Linked DNA regions of Homo sapiens: region 2 is linked to region 1. A link is a loop called in an ENCODE intact Hi-C map of the cell type or tissue named here. Cell type or tissue: ascending aorta. All regions are shown on one strand. Each heading gives the region's core, and the rest is flanking DNA. Links, peaks and the distances in the headings are about the cores only.

What was found. Peaks named below come from ENCODE experiments on the same cell type or tissue, not always from the same donor. Only the 100,000 strongest peaks of a DNase experiment are listed, where the experiment ranks them.
Region 2: a loop joins it to region 1, with 4 times the contacts of the local background. A loop is called at or near these places in 5 of 110 quality-filtered maps.

The regions. Positions count from the first base shown.
Region 1 is chr12:116,522,408-116,527,782 of GRCh38, forward strand. No RefSeq gene overlaps it. Among named protein-coding and RNA genes, the nearest start is that of LINC00173, 8.3 kb to the right of the region's middle. In ascending aorta, for the core only: no CTCF peak of the experiment used is centred there; DNase peaks (open chromatin) are centred at 3,214 and 3,505; H3K4me3 peaks cover 1,378 bases; H3K27ac peaks cover 2,352 bases.
Region 2 is chr12:116,317,456-116,322,830 of GRCh38, forward strand. No RefSeq gene overlaps it. Among named protein-coding and RNA genes, the nearest start is that of MED13L, 42 kb to the left of the region's middle. In ascending aorta, for the core only: no CTCF peak of the experiment used is centred there; DNase peaks (open chromatin) are centred at 936, 1,494, 2,576, 3,616 and 2 weaker places; H3K4me3 peaks cover 2,421 bases; H3K27ac peaks cover 4,138 bases.

The sequences.
Region 1 (5,375 bases), core at 216-5,215:
TCGACAATGTTGAGAAAGAGATTTTGTTAAGCCCATCTTCCAGATGAGGAAATCGAGGCATGCCAAGGTAATTGTCACTCTCTCAAGATCACTCAGCTTGTAAGTAGCCAGAAGTATAAATTGAGATGATTTGAGATGCATTTGGCATTACTTTTTGGCAACATACTGCTATTGATTGTTGGCAGTTTGGGGTACTATGGATACAAGAGTTTTTTTTAAAAAATGCAGTCCCTGTCTTGAAAGAGCTCACTCTTTCTTTGACTTTTTTTGTTTGTTTGTTTTGTTTTTGTTGAGACAGGGTTTTGCTCTGTCCCCCAGGCTGGAATGCAGTGGCATGATCTCAGCTCACTGCAGCCTCCACTTCCCGGGCTCAAGCGATCCTCCCACCTCAGCTTCCCGAGTACCTGGGACTACAGGCATGCACCACCATGTCCAGCTAATGTTTGTACTTTTTGTAGAGACGGGATCTTGTCACGTTGCCCAGGCTGGTTTCAAACTCCTGGGCTCAAGTAATCCACCTGCCTCAGCCTCCCAAAGTGCTGGGATTACAGGTGTGAGCCACCGCACATGGCCTGTTTGACATTTATGATTGCATTTTACATATTGATGAATACATTTGTCTTGTTCCCTAATTTTGCTGCAAACTTCCAGAGTAGAGGCCTAGCCGGGCGCGGTGGCTCACGCCTGTAATTCTAGCACTTTGGGAGGCCGAGGTGGGTGGATCACGAGGTCAGGGGTTCAAGACCAGCCTGGCCAACATAGTGAAATCCTGTCTCCACTAAAAACACAAAACATTAGCTGGGTGTGGCAGCAGGCGCCTGTAATCCCAGCTACTTGGGAGGCTGAGGCAGGAGAACTGCTTGAACCCAGGAGGCAGAGGTTGCAGTGAGCAGAGATTGCACCACTGCACTCCACCCTGGGCAACAGTGTGAGACTCCGTCTCAAAAACAAAACAAAACAAAAAACAGAGTAGAGGCCTCACCTCAAAGTTTCCCAGGTACAGACCATAAATCCCTTGGGCAATTTGATAGAACTTTTTAGAATCGTGCTTTTCTTTCTTCTTTTCTTTTCTCCTCTCCTTCCTTTTTTTTTTCTTTTTTTTTTTTTGACAAAGTCTTGCTCTGTCTCCCAGGCTGGAGCGCGATGGTGTGATTTTGGCTCACTGCAACCTCCGTCTCCCAGGTTCAAGTGATTCTCCTGCCTCAGCCTCCTGGGTAGCTGGGATTACAGGCATGTGCCACCATGCCCAGCTAATTTTTGTATTTTTAGTAGTGGCAGGGGTTTCACCATGTTGGCCAGGCTGGTGTCGAACTCCTGACCTGATTGCCAAGGAAATCACTTAGACGGTAATAACGATACTGAAATATTAAAAACCAACGTTGTAAAATAGTAACAGGTAAGCTTATTTATTATCCACTAAGTAGCAAGATCTAACCCTGGTCTATCTACTACTGTAACTTCCAAGGAGTAAGGAGCACAACAATATTTTGATATATCTGCAGCAATTGATGGTGATACACACACATCTGTGATTTGTATGGGTGCCAAAGTCACAGGTACTGCTGATACCACGGCAGTTTGTCACTTACATTCCTAATAGAAGACAATGTTGCCATTTGATCAGAAGTTAGTGCAAAGCCAGGCACGGTGGCTCATGTCTGTAATCCCAGCACTTTGGGAAGCTGAGATGGGTGGATCACCTGAGGTCAGGACTTCGAGACCAGCCTGGCCAACATGATGAAACCCCATCTCTACTAAAAATACAAAAATTAGCCAGGTGTGGTAGCACGCACCTGTAATCCCAGCTACTTGGGAGGCTGAGGCAGGAGAATCACTTGAACCTGGGAGGTGGAGGTTGCAATGAGCTGAGATCGTGCCATTGCACTCTGGCCTGGGCAAAGAGTGAAACTGTCTCAAAAAAAAAAAAAAAAAAAGAGAAGTTAGTGCAAATAAAGATGTCATTTTTTTCCCGGGTTAAATTTATGGACCCCTGAATTCTACCTGTGCAAGGGTCCGAGGACTTCATGTTAGGGCTCCTGTTCATCGAGTGGCATTTCGCCCCAGTGTGCCCTTCTTACTAGCACCGAGGGCTGCTGAGCATCTCAGTAACCGAGCTGGGAAGGACGCGCCTTGGGTCTTAAATTTTCCATGATTGAGTGAATGGCTGCTCAGTTTTTCCATGTCATTGGGGAGGTTACGGGTATATGTCAAATTCCTGGTGGTGGCATTTGGGAATTGAGCCGTAAATGAAGGCTGGAGGGCAGAGTGGTCAAGGGCATATCACAGAGTCACAGGAGACCTAACTTCACATTCGGAACCCCCTGGCTATTTAGCTGTGTGTCCTTGGGCAGGTTAGGAATGGGTCAGGTCTCAGCTCTGTCACCTGTGCAATGGGGCTGAAGACCCTGCTCCTGGGTTTGCTGTGAGGACTCTGCGAGATAAGAGATGGAACATGTGGATACACCATTGGCATATGATGAGCACTCAACGTAAGGCGACTATTTGGCAACACCCCTTACTTCATTGTTTTATCTAGTACCTCTCTCCAAAGCTCGTGGAGTGCAACAGACAGCATTTGAGTTAGACCTTTGCAGATCGCTGCTGCTTTGTTCTCACTTGCAATCAGCTCACAGCTGGTAGCGTCCCCTCATGGGAGCTCTCAGAAAATTTGTCTCTTGCTCCCCATCCCCGGCCCCAACTTGAGTCATGCCCCAGGAATTTGGGAGAGGGCACCTTCAGCCAGTGGTGTGGCGATTTTTCCTTTCTTTCTCTTTCTCTCTTTTCTTTCTTCCTTCCTTCTCTTTTGTTCTTTTTCTCTCTTTCCTTCCCTTCCTTCCTCCCTCCCTCTTTCTTTCCTTCTTCCTTTTCTTTCTCTCTTTCTTTCTTTTCTTTTTCTTTCTTTCTCCTTCCATCCTTCTCTCTCCTTTCTCCCTTTCTTTTCCTTCCTTCTTTCCCTCCCTTCCTCTCTTTCTTTCCCTCCCTCCCTCAGTCCCTCCCCTCTATCCCTTCCCTCTTTCCCTCCCTCCCTCCCTCTCTTCCTTCCTTCCTTCCTTCTCTCTTTTTCTTTTCTTCTTTTCTCCCTTCCTTTCTTTCACCTTCTTTTTGTAATTGTGCCGAGTTGCTGAGTGAATCATTAAGGGAGCGAATTCCAAGTGCATGAGCGTCTCTGTGTTTCCCGGGACGGGTTTGGGCCAAGACAAACCTCTGTGATGCCAACAGCAGTTGCTTGAACAGTGGAGCTCAGAGCTGGCTTCCCGGCGCCGCTTGCAGGGGCTCTGTTTGAACTTTCTCCTCTCTCTTTCTACCTGGTGATTAAAGGAGCCACATGTAACTTTCTGCTTAGTCCTCTTTCTCCTTCTTTCCCGGTGCACACCCTGGGAAAGGCTCTGCGAAGTCCCACAGTGTTTCTTTAGGAGACTGGGCGGCCCCTTGATTTATGTTCACTTGGCAACGTAAAATTGAAATGGCCTGAGGACGCTGAATAACTGGAAAAGGGAGATGGAGAGGAGGCCTCTGGGTGTCTGATTCCATGTAGCTCATGCCTGGCCCTTCCCCCGTAGACCAGAGCCACGGACCTTGGAGTCCATGGGCAAAAGGAAAAGCAAATGAGGTGGCTGGAGTTGGAAAAAGAAGTCCAAAATTGTTCAGAGAAACTAGCATCATCTGTTTTTTCTGGGAGCCTGACGACTTTGTATTTTTTCCTCCTTCTTCCTTTCTCCTTCTCTGTCTTTTCTCTAGGGATCGCCTACCCATTTTGGATTTAATGCATAACCCATGGGGAAAAAGCAGAAATTTTAATCCCCAATCCGGCCCATGGTAGGGGCTCCATAAATGTTAGTTGAGTTAAATACTTTTTTATAAAAGAAGTTGGGGCCAGGCACGGTGGCTCATGCCTGTAATCCCAGCACTTTGGGAGGCCGAAGCAGGCAGATCACTTGAGGTCAGGAGTTCGACACCAGCCTGGCCAACATGGTGAAACCCCTGCCACAACTAAAAATACAAAAATTAGCCGGGTGTCATGGTGCACACCTGTAATCCCAGCTACATGGAGGCTGAGGTGGGAGGATAGTTTGAACGCAGGAGGCAGAGGTTGCAGTGAGCCAAGATCGTGGCACTGTACTCCAGCCTGGGTAACAGAGCAAGACTCTGTCTCAAATCATAATAATAATAAATAAAAGAAGTTGAAAGTCAACTTTTTTTGTTTGGTTCTGTGAAGTGTCTTGCCTGGGCCTGCAGAACCTGGGCTCATATCCCTCTGAAAGCACGGCTTGCATCCCATATAAACACTTGTGTCTGTTCTCAAATTACATTTTGAGCTATTTGAGGGCAGGGACTCTTCTTCCCTCCTTGACTCTTTCTTTCCACAAATATTTATTGAACACCTACTGTGTGCCATCATTATCTCCCTTCCACTCCACCCTAACTATTAGCATGTCTGTCTTTGAATGTTCGGGTCTCAGTGTTACATGAATAAATAAATGAATGGAAAAATGGAGTTTTAGGTGGGACTCCAGGAAGTGGACCAGGGTCTGAGGTTCTCCTGGAAGGCTTACATGTGGTTAACATCTTAGAATTGGGGCCAGGTGCAGCGGCTCAGGACTGTAATCCCAGTGCTTTGGGAGGTTGAGGCAGGAGGACTGCTTGAGGCAAGGAGTTTCAGACCAGCCTAGGCAACAGAGTGAGACTCTGTCCCTACAAAATTATAAAAATAAAATAAAATGAATTAGCCAGGCATGGTTATGTGTTCCTGTAGTCCCAGCTACTTGGGAGGCTGAGGTGGGAGGATGCCACGAGCCCAGGACTTCAAGGCTGCAGTGAGCTATGATTGTGCCCATGCACTCCAGCCTGTGTGACAAAGCAAGACCCTGTCTCTGGAAAAATAAAAAAAATCTTAGAATTGGGATGGAAGGCAACAGAGAGACAAGCTGGTCTCGGGTAGGAATAAGGACTGATAGTGATCAGTACCAACTTGGCTGCCATTTTGCCTTATGACTGGAAGATGTAACTCTTTGGACTGCGGTTGTTCTATCCCTAAAACGAGAGCAACCTCAAGATTTCTTGCAGATTTAGAGTTCTAGGATTCTCCAGAAACATTTACCCCTAAAACCAATAAAGTCAGATCCTTCCATAAAAGAATTATGACACCACCAGATTCGTCCCCTGCACTTTCTCTTCTTGGACTGTCTCTTCTTAGTCTCCCTTGGAACTGGATTTGTCTTTTCTTGTTCAAGAATCTATACTGGCTCCCAGTTGCCTATCATATCTAATGTGCCTTCCTCTCCTTGGCTTTCAAAAAATACACAGTCTGTGCACAGCCTACAAATCTCTCTGACATGCATCCCAGCACACAGCAGTGGAAATCCTCCATTCCAGCG
Region 2 (5,375 bases), core at 248-5,247, 200 kb before region 1:
CTCCAGAGCTGTGAGAGAATAAATGTCTGTTGTTTTAAGTCACCTAGTTTGTGATAATTTGTGACAGAAGCCCCAGGAAACTGATACATCCTATAGCATCTTTAATGGAGAATGCAACCACTTGATTATACTGGGCAGTTCTAAGGATGAAGAAGATGATTCTGTAACATGTGTGCCTTGAGCATTTTGGTAGAAGCCAGCATGGGGCCCTGACAATCTAATCATTTAGAGTAGACAGACTTTTTTTTTTTTTTTTTTCTGGACACAATCTCACTCTCTTGCTCAGGCTGAAGTGCAGTGGCTCGACCTTGGCTCACTGCAACCCCTGCCTCCCAGATTCAAGCGATTCTCCTTCTCAGCCTCCCAAGTAGCTGGGATTACAGACGCACTCCACCACACCCAGCTGGTTTTTGTATTTTTAGTAGAGATGAGGTTTTACCATGTTGGCCAGGCTGGTCTCGAACTCCTGACCTCAAGTGATCCGCCTGCCTTGGCCTCCCAAAGTGCTGGGATTATAGGCGTGAGCCACTGCACCCAGCCAACTAGACAGACTTGTGTTCAAATTCCAGCTTCCCCTTGAATAGCTGTGAAATCTTGGACAAGTTACTCAACCTCTCTGAGCCTCAGGTTCTTCGTATGGGAAACAGGGGTAGTGCTTTGCCTACCTCGGGAGATAGGGGGATGATTCATTAGCTATGCCTGGTATGTACCTGGCATGCAGAAATTGTTTCATGAACGTCTGCTGTGATGGCAAACCTTTCGGGTAGATCCATCTAGTTTCTCACGCGTGCGGCAAGCGGCTGCCGTGTTTACCGACCGTCCTGTGACTGTGGGGACTGGCAAAGCTAAATGGCCTGAGTGGGTTGAACTGTGGCCGCACCTGGTTAGCACCGTTCTTTTTCTTCTTCTGAAGGAAAGGCGTGGCTGTTCCGAGGTGCCTTGTGAAATAGCCAGCCGTCCTGGGCTGCCCTTTCACTGTTCCTGCTGAAGCCAAAGGTGCCAGAAAAGCCTAGACATTGAGCTCCGCGCTCCCCAGTCGTGACTCTGTGTCTACGACGAACTTTCTAAAGGCAGTGGCTTATAAACGAGCAGTACTGACTCCATGGCGGTTCCATCTACTTCCCGAGTGTGTCTGTGTTCAGAGCGCTCCGCCATCCACAACCTTCCTACTGACTGGTTAGAAGGAGTACCTCCTTTCCACTCACTTAAAAGGACATTTTTCCAATGAGAGCAGGTCATATTTCAGACTGCATTGCCAAGGTACCAGGAGCCAGTAAAAGGGGGCATTTAAAACGGTATTTATCTTGACTGGCAAAACAGGTCATGGCTGTAAAAGAAACAGCTCTGGAGAAGGAGGCAGCCTCGCCGACTCTGGGCTCCCTCTCCCTACCCCCCCTCCCCACACTGTTTAAAGCATTCTGGAGCCGCTGCCAACTTTCCTGGCAAAGCTCTTATTTCTTTACATGTATGTTGCATTCCATCTGTTTAATGTGCGTTCTGTGCCATTCACGGATTTTGGCAAGGTCTGGCGAGGTGGCATGGCACGCTCAGGCTTGTGCTAAGCCAAACAGGGCATGGGGGAGAGAGGGACTGGAGGCCGACGAAGGAGTCCCGCTTCTCCCTCTGGCTCGGGGAGGCCTGGAGTTGCAAAGACGGAATAGGAATTGCATAGCAGTTTTCCTCCAGACGTGATTGAATCGTGCGTGTGCCACTGTTGCATTTCACCCTCCACAGAGGGGTTTCGGGGTGCGGTTTTGCAGTTTCTGAAACACAGCCAGAAAAATCGAAATGATGAAGAAAGGTAACAGTAGGGAAACCCACTCGTACTCATGGATCTGGGGTTTCCCTAGAAACACTGCAAGGCCCGGAAGGCCAGAAAATGCTAACACCTGGATCCGATAGTCCCGACGCCTAAAGAAAAATTGATCTCAATCTTTGCATTATTCTCAACAACCATTAAGTACTTGGTTGGTGAAGCGGAGGCAACGTGCTGTGATTTGGATCCAATTTCATCCACTTGGAAGACAGGAAAGCCAGGTTTTATCCACTGCCAAAACATCTGGTGAATTCAGTTAAAAAAAAAAAAAAGCACCAGTTTGGTGGGGGAGAAAACAAAACCCTCTAGAAACAGTTGTTGGGTATTGGGCGACCAAAATCATTCTGTTGATTGACACCCAATGTTCACTTTTCCGTTGGTTGCTGGTTGAGTAGAGCTTTTCAGAATGGGGAAAGCAAGACTTAGGCGAGAGAAAGGCAGATGACGGGGTTAAAAACATGAACGTTCACACTTTAAGAAAAAGTTAAGTGCACATTTCTTGAGTCCAGCCAAGAAAATGAACAGAATCTCCCTGTTAAGAAGTGGAGTTACTCACCTGATTGAAGAGAGATGACACGGCACAGGGGAAAAAAAAAAAAAAGGTACAGGCTCCTAATAAGAAACAGCCGCATGTGGGATAAAATTAGTGCAAGTTGTATAATCCCAGTTGGCCAGTTGTAAGAACAGGGAGGAGAAAGGAGCAGGGGGAACATGTTTCAGATGTGATTCAAGAGGTCCTGGAGCCCGTCCTGACCCTCTGGGTTGGAATTTCTGACTCTCTTCTCTGCCTTGACTCAGAATAGGAAACCGAATCCTGACCGCGCGTTTCTTTTTATAGAATTAAACTTTCTTGCCAACTTCCTCCAGAGCACAAGATTACCCCTCATCGTCTCTAAACAATACGCCAATCATCAGATGGAAGTGAGGGGGTGCACTGTCCTATTTGCACCAAACATAACCCAGGCCCCCGAGCAGAAGACAAACAACAGGAACAGAGTTTGGCTTTTGTACTGGGCCTGGTAAATACAACATGTTCTTACAGGTTGGAAAACCGTCTGGTTCCTCTTTGTACTTTCCCACTTTCTCCCACTTCTTCTAACTTGAATCTCATCGTTCTGCTTCGACATTGGCCAAGTTCACATTTGCCAGTTGCCGAGTGGATAATGGATGGTTTGTAAGATGAGTCGTATGCTAGGGAGACAGGCAGCTGAATGTATACTGTCTGTGTGAGCAAATGACTTCTTTTGAACCTGAATCCCCACCCGGCCCCATAGGCCATCCATGTGCTGATAGACATTGAAGAAGATGACAACAGAATGACTTAATGCCCATTCATTCAGTCGTCATATTTGTGCTGGCGAGGGAAACCTGCAGAAGCTCCCTTGCCCTGATAATCAGTTAGGAGGGGTCAGTCCTTGTGTGTAAGGTATGCTGGTGCTTGGAAGCCCAAAGGGGACATTAATAGAATGCAAAGTGTTTGGTAGTCCCTCATTAAAAATGGATTTTGTTTTCAGTGCTTTGAGGATGGGAATAGTGAAGTTGGAAACTGTGCTTGTAATTGGGAGCAGGTCTCCTGCCAGATTCTAACAGCTTTAAGGGATATCCAGTTTTGGGTTTACAGTACTACATTCTGGCTCATTGAAATTGCATCTAAACGTTGCCAGAATGTGTCATAAACTACAAAATCTGTACAAAAATATATTGACATAATGACTCTGTAGCCTTAAGTCAGAGGGGTGGGGGAGCCATGTGGCCCCATCAGCATTGTTCTTGCTCTGTCTCACAGCAGACTTGGGTCACCTGGGACAATTACCATTCATGGGATTCCGACCCTGGTCTGACCAGTTCTCTCAGCTGCTTAGAACAGCCTCACCCTGTCCCATGGTCACAAATAGCATCCCTGCCTGTGCCACACCAGATAAGGGGCTGGGGATCAAGCCCAGCAGAACCGTTCCCACTTGTTCCTAGAATAAAGTCCCTCATGTCCTGCTGGCCTCACCATTCTCAGTTCTGATCACTCTTCGCTCGCTGAACTCCAGACACAAAGCATCTTCTTTTTTTTTTAGACAGAGTCTCGATCAGTTGCCCAGGCTGGAGTGCAGTGGTGCAATCTTGGCTCAGCAACCTCTGCCTCCCATGCTCAAGTGATTCTCTTGCCTCAGCCTCCCCAGTAGCTGGGACTATAGGTGCCCACCACCACACCCGGCTAATTTTTGTATTTTTAGTAGAGATGGGGTTTCATCATGTTGGCCAGGCTGGTCTCGAACTCCTGACCTCAAATGATCCACCCGCCTCGACCTCCCAAAGTGCTGGGATTATAGGCGTGAGCCACCATGCCTGGCCAACTCTGCATTTCTAACAAGTTCCCAGGGGATGCTGATGCTGCCGGTCCATGGACCACGCTCTGAGTAGCCACGGTACCAACCTTTCTCAATCAGAGTTCCATGATAAAATAAAGCCTGACTGAAAATGAATTGAGCCACTACTCTCTCTGTTCACCTAAGGATGGTGCCTAACTAGAGCCATTGGCTAGAAGTTAATTCATTACATATCTTACATGCCTTAGGGTAGGTGGTTTTGTTTGTTTGTTTTAATTTTTATTCTTTTAGAGACAAAGTCTTACTCTGTCCCCCAGGCTGGAGCTGGAGTGCAGTGGTGTGATCATAGCTCCCTACGACTTCCAACTCCTGGGCTCAAGAAATCCTCCCATCTCAAACTCCCAAGTAGCTGGGACTACCGGTGAACCTAACCATGCATGGCTAATTTTTTATTTTTTAATTTTTGGTAGAGATGGGGTCTTGCTATGTTGCCCAGGCTGGTCTTGAACTCCTGGACTCAAGCGATCCTCCTGCCTCAGCCACCCAAAGTGATGGGATTACAGGTGTGAGTCTCTGCGCCTGGCCCGGGCAGGGTCCTTACTACTGACTTTTGGGCTGGAGAAATCTTTATTGCGGGGGCTGTCCTGTGCATTGTAGGATGTTTGGCAGCACCCCTGGCCTCTACCAACTAAATGCCAGCAGCACCATCCCCAAGTTGTGACAACCAAAAAATGTTTCCTGACATTGTCCAAGTCCCCTGGCGGGCAGTGTTGTCTCCCCCATTGAGAACTACCATCTTTACACGTTAGGGTGTCATTCTCTGGCAGTACCAGGTTGAGAGGGGTTGGGAAGTTGAAGACAGTGTTTTGTTCATGGCTATAATTCTGTTGCTTAGCACAGTACTCTGCCTATGGCAGACCCTCAATATGTGTTTGTTGATTGATTGAATGAATGAATGAATAAATGAAAATAAATGAATGAAAATGAACTCCAAAATCATGCTTGGCTCATGGGTAAATAGAACTCTCTTCACACAGCCTCCAACCTCCTCCACCCCACTCTCCTCCCCCCAACCTCAAATCAGTGGGCTTGTTGTCATCTAAGGCACAATTTTTCTAAATGTAGCATTTTCCAGGGTAAATATCCCTTTGAAAAAAATGTGAAGAAAAATTCTCGCTTGAGATCTTTTTTTAAATGTCTCCAATGACTAAAATCCTCTTACAGTAAGTACCCAGAGAATT